2 separate regions of the Homo sapiens genome follow, and region 1 is linked to region 2. A link is an interaction called in ENCODE POLR2A ChIA-PET data of the cell type or tissue named here. Cell type or tissue: MCF 10A. All regions are shown on one strand. Region 1 overlaps LOC105378776 (a long non-coding RNA gene). Region 2 overlaps PDE4B (phosphodiesterase 4B).

Region 1 (5,000 bases), 170 kb after region 2:
AGTATCCTGTTTTGATTCTTCTATTTTGCAAACAGAGAAAATGTCAGAAGCTAATCAGCTCATCCAAGTGCATACCAGTTTTGTTATTTAACCAGTAAAGGCTTTCTGTGAGAAAAGATTATGCAGTTAATCTACATTAAATACTTACTCTGTACAAAGCCTTGTGGGGGATATAGAAATGTAAAACCACTAAGAGACACCATGTGATGTCACTGGGAGTTAATGTTGATTCCAAGATGAGCACTCCACAAAGGCAGAAAAGTTGAAACTGTCATTCTGTATGCCAGACTACAGTGATAGGTATAAAGAAGAGATCATGGTCAAGAGGAATGATCAGAAAAGACTGTCACAAAGGAAGTGAACTTGAAAAGCTGGGCTTAAAAAAAGAATGGAATTTAGACAATGGGTAGAGAAGGGTATGGGGAGTGTATTAGGAAAAACAGAATTTGAGCAAAGGGCATGGTAGTGAAGACACACAACACTCAGGAGAAATCAAGCCGGCAAATTCTCTTTGTGCAGTTAAGAGGTCAAATGACTTTCCCAAGATCACACAATTATTTAGGACTAGGATGGGGTCTTCTAATTTGCAGTTTGACTTGTTCTGCCATGTGCAAGATTTATAACTGATGATTGGGTGTTGCAAGAAGGGCAACATTTCATCATCCTCAAAGAAATGAGACAAAAAGACTGTCTCTAAGGCTTATTGGATGCAGATGTGGTTGCCTTAAAATTCCAGCAGACTCGTGTTTACCTTCTGTGGCTGAGCAGGACCATCCTGTAGGAAGGCTGCTACTGCCGACCTGGTACTCCCACCACATCCTGACACTCAGACTCTGAGTATGTAGCTTTATGGGAATATCCAAGGCCATAGGACTTCCTCAGGACAGCCCTGGCACATGGCCCAGAAAGGTGTTTGGGCCACATAGTCTATCATGGCTCTTCAGAGGGACAGCAGTGCAGGGAGCATTTCTGGACTTTATTTCCCTGGATTGAACAAAATTTGTGAGTTTCCAGTTAGAGTTAGCTCTTCTTAGTGTTGTCCTTTTTTTTTTTTTTTTTTTTTTTTTTTTGAGATGGAGTTTCGCTCCTGTTGCCCAGGCTGGAGGGCAATGGTGTAATGGTATACTCTTGGCTTACTGCAACCTCTGCCTCCCAAGTTCAAGCGATTCTCCTGCCTCAGCCTCCCAAGTAGCTGGGATTACAGGCGCCTGCCACCACACTCAGCTAATTTTTGTATTTTTAGTAGAGACAGGGTTTTACCACATTGGCCAGGCTGGTCTTGAACTCCTGACCTCAGGTGATCCACCCACCTTGGCCTCCCAAAGTGCTGGGATTACAGGCGTGAGCCGCCATGCCCAGCTGTGTTGTCCTTCTTGATAAGCAGTGCCATTTAGAAGATTATATGCTGGAGAAAGAAGATCTGGGTTCAAGTCCTTTTCTAGCTTTGTGATTTGGAACAAGTTGATTATGATATCTTGTTACCATGAGATTGGTTATGCCAATCTCCTTATTTTATGGGTTAAAAAAACCCCAGAAGCTCAGAAGAGTTTAATAACCTGTTCAAAGTTATATGATATGTTAAATATATAAATCTCCATTGAATAATATCACCTCTATCTTCCTTACAAAGCTTTTATGAGGCTCAAATAAGAAAATAAATATGAATATTCACCACAGTACTTGACATGGATGCTAGGAACCCTTAATGTTCCCTTTTCCCAGTAGTAAAGCAGTAGTAATCAGTCACACACACACACATGCACACACACACAGACACCCCACATATACAGCATAGTGCGTAACACACATACATATAAGATTTATTTAAAACGACCTTGAGAAGAAAATTATTAACTCTGGGTCAGATGTGTTTATAAGCCCATTTCTGGGACCACATTCTGGGCTCTACCATATTGTATCTTGGGGTCATGGCTCTCTCACAACTGGAGAGAGGTGCTCCAAGCATCAATTCATAAAAGCTGTTACTAGCACACTATCTCTATCCTGTTTTTTTTAAAATAATACTATCTACCTTGCCTTTTATGAGGTGCAGAGCCTAGCACAAATGTGTCTAATCAGGCTGATCAAAACAAGGGGAATTGCACTGGTATTTGGGCCTGGGGTGCACAGCAAAAGGTCAAAGACTTACACGACCAGGAAAGCTTGTGACTTGGTTATTCCACTTATGATGTGGTTTTTATATAAATGGCCTGCATTCATTTAAGGACAAACATAAGACAGCCCTTCTCCTAGCTTCAGAATAGACTGAAAGTGGAGGAGAAGAGCAGAGAGAAATTTTGTTTTTTTTTTTGGTTTGGTTTTAGGAAATAATTTACAATATTTATATTCTAGGAATTGCCCTAGAGAAATTAGAATTTTTTAATTAAAAAATTTATTTTCCTCTTAGCTTCTTGCAATGTCCACATTATACGGTGCATTAAAGCTATAAGGTCTTATTCCTATTTCAGCAATTCTCAATCAGATAATCTCAGAATGCTTGTTAAAACACAGATCTGTGGGCTTTGATCCAGATCAACTGATTTATAATTACTTGTATAAGTAAGTCAAATAAGTTCTTGGTGAAATTCTCATGTCCACTAGAATTTAGAAACCACTGCACACTCCCTTCTAGCATCTGAAATCACTTCTATTTTTATAGATAAAATAGCCTGCTTTTCAAACTCTTCCATATTTGTAGCTTTGGGTTTCTAGATCTCTTTTAAGCTCACCAAGATCTAGTATTCAGCCTAGTACTCAGCCAGCGAAATTAGATGGAGTAGAATGGAAATTCTACTTGTGCTTCCCATAATAAAGCTTCACTCTTCCCTCTTCCTGCTTCAACTTTCTCCACAAACACACAGCAGTTAAATATACATATTTTTAAAGTTCTATTCTTATGCACCACAGAGCTTAAGAAACACTGCTCCCCTTGTGGTAGGTGCTGGACCAGCCAATGTTTTTGATTAGTAGGTGAGGCACATGAGGAGTTTGTGGTGAATGCATCAGTGGGAGGAAGAAAGGCATGAAATGAAGAATCGACATGATTGTGGTGCCTGGAGCCAGAGAGTTAGCTGCTGGTTCCAGCTCTGGTATTAACTGAGGGTGTGATCTGAGGTGAGTCATGCCTCTCTTTGGGCCACAGGGTGCCTTAGGGCTAGGCAGAATTCTTTAAGGCAGAGCTTCCTAGCTTATATGTAGTATCACACTGGTGTGCCACAAACGGATTATAGGTGTGCTATGAATTACTGCGTTCCTCAGCTCTCAGAATGTGCCTCTAGCCAAGAGAAGCCTCATCAGAGTCTTCTTGGGGACTGGTCTGAGCAGTGTAGGAGTCCAAGGACCACCCTCATAGTCCCTAGAGGAGGCAGTGGGCACCATGAGTCACATTTACCATGCATTTCTCCACTATAATGCCCTGAATGCACACAGCCAAGAAGGTAGGTGTTCTACTGCATGGGCATCTCAGCAGCCATCCATCCTAGCAGTTAGCACCGCAGACCATTCTAGGTAAGGCCTGAGGATCAGTAGGTAGTTTGTGTCCAGCTGCCCAGAAGCTTAGAGCTTAGCCCAAGATGTGGCCAGTGGGGATGAGTGAGTGCAGAAACATGGTGGGGATTTCTGGTCTGCCCAGCAACACGTGATAGCCCAGAATCTGTTTTCACATATATCAGATACTCCTGTTCATCTTCAGCAGATGGACAAAAAAGTCCATTTAGTGGTTTCCATGCTAGCTGTAGGGCAACTGCTCTTACAATGCATATGCAATATACAAATTAGACCTTCGTTATTATTTTGGAATGCTAGATAGCATAAAAGTCTGAATTTAAAGTACCTTTGCTCTATCATAAAAAATTAAACATTAACTTGTCAGTATAAGAAAAGGATAAGCTATTAGGTTCTTTAATTTCAAATGTTGCAAATCTTCAAATAGTTGTAAACAATGGTTTTAATTTTTTAAATTATCTTATTGTGGGAATGAAGGTTCTTGTTGATACACACCACTAGGAATTTGAAACAATCATCATTAAGAAGTCTTACTCAGAGTTTTGCATAGCTATTTTGAATATGGTATCTGTTGGTAAAAAGATATGTCAATGGTAATAAGTTCAAATTTCTAATTTTTTAAAATTATTTTATTTGGAACCTTTATATAAATTTAATATTTGATATTTTTCTAAACATCTTGTATTTTATTTTTCCTATAAGGATATAAATATAAAGAGTGACAATTTTTTTCACTGAACTTTGTTGAGCTATTCCCAGATCACCCTCCAGGTTTTGTAGAGAAAACATTTGTACAAAACAAAAAGTTTTTCTATGTGTGGAAGATGTGACAAAGATTGCCTACAGTGTTTTAGGGCAGTGGTTCTCAACTGGGGATGATTTTGCTTCCCAAAGGGCATTTGACAATATTTGAAGACATCTTCTGTTTGTCACCATTGGGGAGCTACTTATGGTGTTTAACAGGCAGAGGCCAGGAATGCTGCTAAATACCCTACAATGCACAGGAAAATTCTCCATAAAAAGAATTATCAGACCCAAAATGTCAATAGTGCCAAAGATAGAAACTGTGTTCTAGAGCCTGTCTCATTCTTATATCCTGATTCAGAATTATAAATGTTCTCATAGTGGTTGGCAATAACGGATGTGGCCAGAAATGGCCAGCTCTAATCTCCTAACTGCATCTATAATAGCAGACCCTGTAGGCAAGCAAAATGTGGGGCAGGACTTCCTATAGGCCTCCTTGAGATGGTATGCATTTCAAAGCAGCAGTTGTGTAACTTTTATGGCTACAAAGTTAGTACACCCAGGTGAGCATCTTCTTCTCCCATTTTATTTTTTTTAAATATCATATTCTAGAAATGACATTTTTGTTCCATTGGATTGTGACTCATGTTATTTTTCAACAACGCCCCTTCCTCTAGCCCCAACTCTGGATCTCACCATGACTAGCCTGGCTGGGATGGGTGGCCCAAAAGGCAGAGATTTGCACTGAAAAT
Region 2 (5,000 bases):
TCTTTCTTCCTAAAATGTCTGTTTCCACTTGCCAGTGTCTGCTTGGCCAAATCCTGATTGTCTATGTCCCATCTCTAGTATCACCTTCACTGAGATGCTTTCCCTGACCTCACCAAACCTGGCTGAGTGGCCCTCATTTGGATCCAGAGTACTCTGAAAACCTTATCACTATCTTTATGGATCTCTGCCCACCACTAGACTGTGTGCCCTTTAGGAGTAAGAATTGGGTTTAGTTTTTCTTGAATTCCCAAGAATAGCAGAATGCCTGACATACAGTTTGTGCTTCATAAAAATTCATCACATATATGAACTTCTGAATAAATAATTGTTGGAGGAAAGACCACCAATTATTTAGAAAATTATATTTGCAGGATTGATTCCTTCTCTATGTTTTTTTCTTTGTAGAATATGGCCTCTGGCTTCATAGCCCATTTCTACCCCCTTGAAAATGATGCACTTGGGCAAGCTAATTACTCTCTCTATATCTCAGTTTTCTAATGTGTAAAATAGGGTTGTTATGAGGATTAAATGAATTGATATTTGCAAAGCACTTAAAACAGCATCTTGCACAAAGTAGGTGCTCAATAAATGTGAGCTATTATAATGGATCGTTACATTTCTCTTGCTGAATCCAGAAGTGGTGTAACACTTTGGGGTTTTCATATCTGTTGTCAGCTTAGATCACCATAAATGATATTCATGGTATTGAACAAATAAAGGTATTGTTACCCCCACTCTATGGATAAGGAAACAAAACTTAGGGAGAATAAATGACTTGGGCAAGAACGTACAGCTTCCAGTGGGCAACAGAGTTTTCCTTGAAACCTGTAATCCTGACTGTCACTGCAGTGCTCTTTTCATTTGCCAAACCTGTTAAGTCTTCTGGGTTATAGGAAGAAGTCCCTGGAAGGCTTTGGAACAGAAAGACATTTAGGAAGAACTTATGGAATAGATGAAGGTCAGAAAGCCTGAAGACAGAGACAGTAGCTAAAACAATATTTTCAGGAATTAAACATGAGGGTATAGCTCTAAACCAGAATGATGGAGATGGCAATGGGGAGGAAGGGATTAATATGGACACATTTTAAAGGCTTCTTAAGCATGGCTGGACTGAGAACCACTACATTGCACAGCACTAGGGAGAAGGCGGGGTGGGTGGTGGTGTTCTCATTCTTATTTGTTAGCATGGGTTTGAAGGTTTTTTACCTCTGTTAGTAGTATCAGAACATTCAGCCCAACCCTGCTGATTAATAAGCTGTGCCAACTGAAACAACTTTCTCAATAATCAGGCCTTTCCAAACCCTTGAGGGTTTTGGTCCTTGTGAACTTTTAGGAACCAAGTACCCCAAGACCATAATTGCCATAGCACAGCTGAAGCACAGCCCTTCCCACACTCTGGCTGAGGACTACCCTTCAAATCACGGCCCCTTGTGTCACCCTTGGTCCAAAGCAAGCCATGCTTATCACAAAAAGCAGGCCTCCAGTGGTAAGATAGTTGTATCTAATGATCTTTCTCAAATTCATACCCATGTGTACAGAGTTGATCCTGTTACTGATTGCAAGTACTACCTTGTCACCAACAAAAATTCAAGAGAGGGCACATTTACCACTAGAGCTTCACCAAAGGGAGTTGAGAGTGGTGCAGTCTAGCTCAGACTCAGTCCTGAATAATGGATTTCAGACATCAGGGAGCTGAAATCAATGAAATCAATTAGCCATCTCTGGAGCAGTCTGGCAGGGGCAGGCTGGAAAACTGAGTGTCCATTTAATGCACTCCATTTTATTTCTAGATAGTGAATACCTTCAAACAACTAAAGAAAAGCCAAGAGAAGGAACTGAAGACAATAATGTTTGGCAGGAATGGATACAACATACAGAAAGCATACCCCCACCCGAACACACACACAGACACACACACAAACACTCACACATATACACAGAGTTATCTTAACAGCTGAAACTGTAGAATTCATGGAACTCAGATATTCCTTTCTGATATACTTGACTTCAGATCCAGGGTGCCACTCCCTGCCTTGAATGTAGCATTTAAGCAATAATTGTGTCCTAGGAGTGGTTTTCATGAGACATCTGGTTAGTGTGGTTTATTGTAGGAAAAGGAACTCCCACATAGAACTATACTTCTCATAAGTCAAGATTTCTTTTATCTTTTGGCTCTTTGCTGTGCATAAAAGCAGTCCATTGTCTGCTTGTGCTTTACCACTCAAAGGGTGGAAATCTCAAAGTTCCTGTTGAGGTGGTTTCCTTGCACCTTCATGAAATATCCCATTGAGGGATGCTTGATTGGACCTGTATTTCTTGGCTGCAAATTAAAACCTACACTTCCTTTGTCCCAGGAGTTAATTTTGAAAATATGGCTTTCATTTAGAGTTGTTAATTCAGATAAGCGTTCTTAAAGCACTTGCTGACTTTAAACAGACTGCTGGAGTAATCAGGTGCGCAAGTGAGTGTGCCCACCATTCAGCAGTCTGATAGCCAGGGGATGGAGCTGGGAGCAAATAGGTGTCATTTATCAATCGACTCTGTCATCAACATCATGAATGTCACCTGTGGCTATCAGGAAATAATGTAACTTCTTTGTATTAACATTCTTCCAAAGCATAATTTAATGAACATGTATGTAATCTTCAGGAAAGAACTAATAACCACTTAATTTTTTTAGTGCATATCTATCCAAAATGTCTTTTATTGCTGTATGTACTTTGGCATGTGAATTAAATTAACTGAGGATCATAAAATGTTTAGCGTTCAGAGCTGGAATGAACCTAGCCAAATTTCCTCAGATGAAGTGAAGCAACATAGGTAAAACTCCTCACACAGGACTCAGTACGTTGTAAATCACCAGTAAATGTTAGTTGCTGCCTGCTCTTCTCAAGTGAGGAAGAAACTAGGAGGTTCCGTGAATTGCCCAAGGGCTATACAGTGGGAAGGTGCCAGAGCCAGGATTAGGATTCCTGTCTTCTTAGTCACAGTCCAGTTCTGTCTCCACTGTGCTATTCAGGGCTGGAAAGTATGAACTGCTATGGCCATATTATCTTCCCTATTTATATCACCATCTTCAGCAATCAGCCACGTAACTTCTTATGATTCTTCCATAAGTTACGGACTTTGGAAACTGAGCAACCAATACCACTTTCCTCTGGCATTCCTTACAATTTTCTGTCTGGCATTCTCATGCCCTACAAGCAATCATGTGGCTTGCAGAAGTCATTTATTCATTGAAAATGTATTGAGCCTCTTCTTTGCACCAGGTCTCATGAATAATTGACAAACCAAATAAACATGGTCCCTGCCTTTCCAAAGCTTCCACACAGAGATGCTTATCTGAATTGACAACTCTAAATAAAGCCATATTTTCAAAATTAACTTCTGAGACAAAAGAATTTGTATAGTATGAGTAATTTCCAAGAAGTCATTGAGAGAATTAGGCACTGTGATTTGACACGCTATAAAGAAAGTAGAGATTTCTGACATTTGGGGTCTCCTAGTTCAGTTTCTTCTTTCACAAAAGTCTTCTTTGGAACTCAGGAAAAGGTGTAAGATAAAATTATTAAAATGCATTATTAATCCAGTGCGTATGTGTTGAGTACCTCCATCATAGCAAATATTATGCCAGATCCCTGTGTTACAGTGGTGCACAATGTTCAATCATTGCTTAAATTTCTCATAGATGAGTTGAAGAGAAAGACAGGAAAATGGGAAATACAATATAGAATGAGCAATGCAGTGGTTCAGTAAGCACAGGAAACTACAGAACACAGGTGAGGGCCACTCACAGAGGGAAGGCTCCTCTGAGGAGGTGATGCCTGAGCAGAGTCCTAGGACATATGAAAGAGCTAGCCACATAAAGAGAAGAAAAGTATCCAACTGAGCAAAATGTGTGCAAAGGCACAGCAACAAAAGAGAGTGCTGTGTTCGAGGAACAGCAAGTGGCATATAGAACCAAGACTGTATGTGAAAAGGAAACCAGATAAAATATTCATATAGAGTATTTGGTTCTCAAATCACTTTCACATCAGTGGGTTATTCAATCTACATTCTATTAACATTTTGGAGTTCCTACTATTTGCCAGGCAATATGGCGGGACCTGAAGAGTATGTAAGCAAAGAGATCAGAACTGGATCCTGCCATCAACAGGTCACAGATTACCAGTGGAGATAATATGTGCCAATATGGACTGTAACATGAAGAAATGACCCTAAAGGTACAAATAAAGCACCATGAGAGATTAAAGAGACCATTCTTGGCTAAGAGGATGGCATCCTTTGGAGAAGGTTTGATGGGTAACTTAACCTTAAGTTAACCTTAACTTAACCTTTGATGGGTAGATTGTTTGGTGTGGAGACAGCTTCCTTGACAGGGGAATGAATGGCCTGAATAATGGCAGGAAAGGGGCAGCACATATTCAAGGAAAAAGAAGTGTTCAAGTTTGGCCTTGGCAAGTGTGAGTCAGCTCTGTCCCTCATTCATTCACTCTTCTATTCAATAAGTATTTACTGAATGCTTGTCATATGAAGGACCATCCTGGGTGCCAGGGATCAAGCGGTAAACAAGTTGTTCCCTGCTCACATAATGTTTACATTTAATCAAAGGAACTATGTATTGAACACTAACTAGACAGAGCCTATTTAAGCTATAATTTTAAAGTGCTACAAAAGAGAAGTACAGGATGCATGAGAGCACAGAGCCAGTCAGTGGTCTGAGATGAAATGTCAGGCAATGAGGAATTATGAGAGATAAGCTGGGAAAAGGATGTTGGGGCTAGAGAGCAAAGACTTTGAATGCCAGGCTAAGGATTTTGGAATTTAATCTCTTAATTTTCCTGAAAAACAGCCCTCAGTATTAGTGCAGGTGTTATCAGCATATAGTATAGTGGAAAGAGCATGCACTTTGGGTTCAGAAAGACTTAGCTTTGAATTCTGGCTGTGCCAATTATAAATCATGTGTCAGTATGTTTCTTAAACTCTCTGAGCTTCAGTTT

The links. Peaks named below come from ENCODE experiments on the same cell type or tissue, not always from the same donor. Only the 100,000 strongest peaks of a DNase experiment are listed, where the experiment ranks them.
Region 1: POLR2A ChIA-PET joins it to region 2 with 21 read pairs; 12 of 35 experiments call an interaction of 5 or more read pairs at or near these places.

What each region holds. Positions count from the first base shown.
Region 1 is chr1:66,433,590-66,438,589 of GRCh38, forward strand. All of the region lies in intron 2 of LOC105378776 (a long non-coding RNA gene), which reads left to right. Among named protein-coding and RNA genes, the nearest start is that of SGIP1, 98 kb to the right of the region's middle. In MCF 10A, a CTCF peak has its summit at 2,942; a DNase peak (open chromatin) is centred at 3,042.
Region 2 is chr1:66,259,459-66,264,458 of GRCh38, forward strand. All of the region lies in intron 6 of PDE4B (phosphodiesterase 4B), which reads left to right. Among named protein-coding and RNA genes, the nearest start is that of PDE4B-AS1, 210 kb to the left of the region's middle. In MCF 10A, no CTCF peak of the experiment used is centred here; a DNase peak (open chromatin) is centred at 2,923.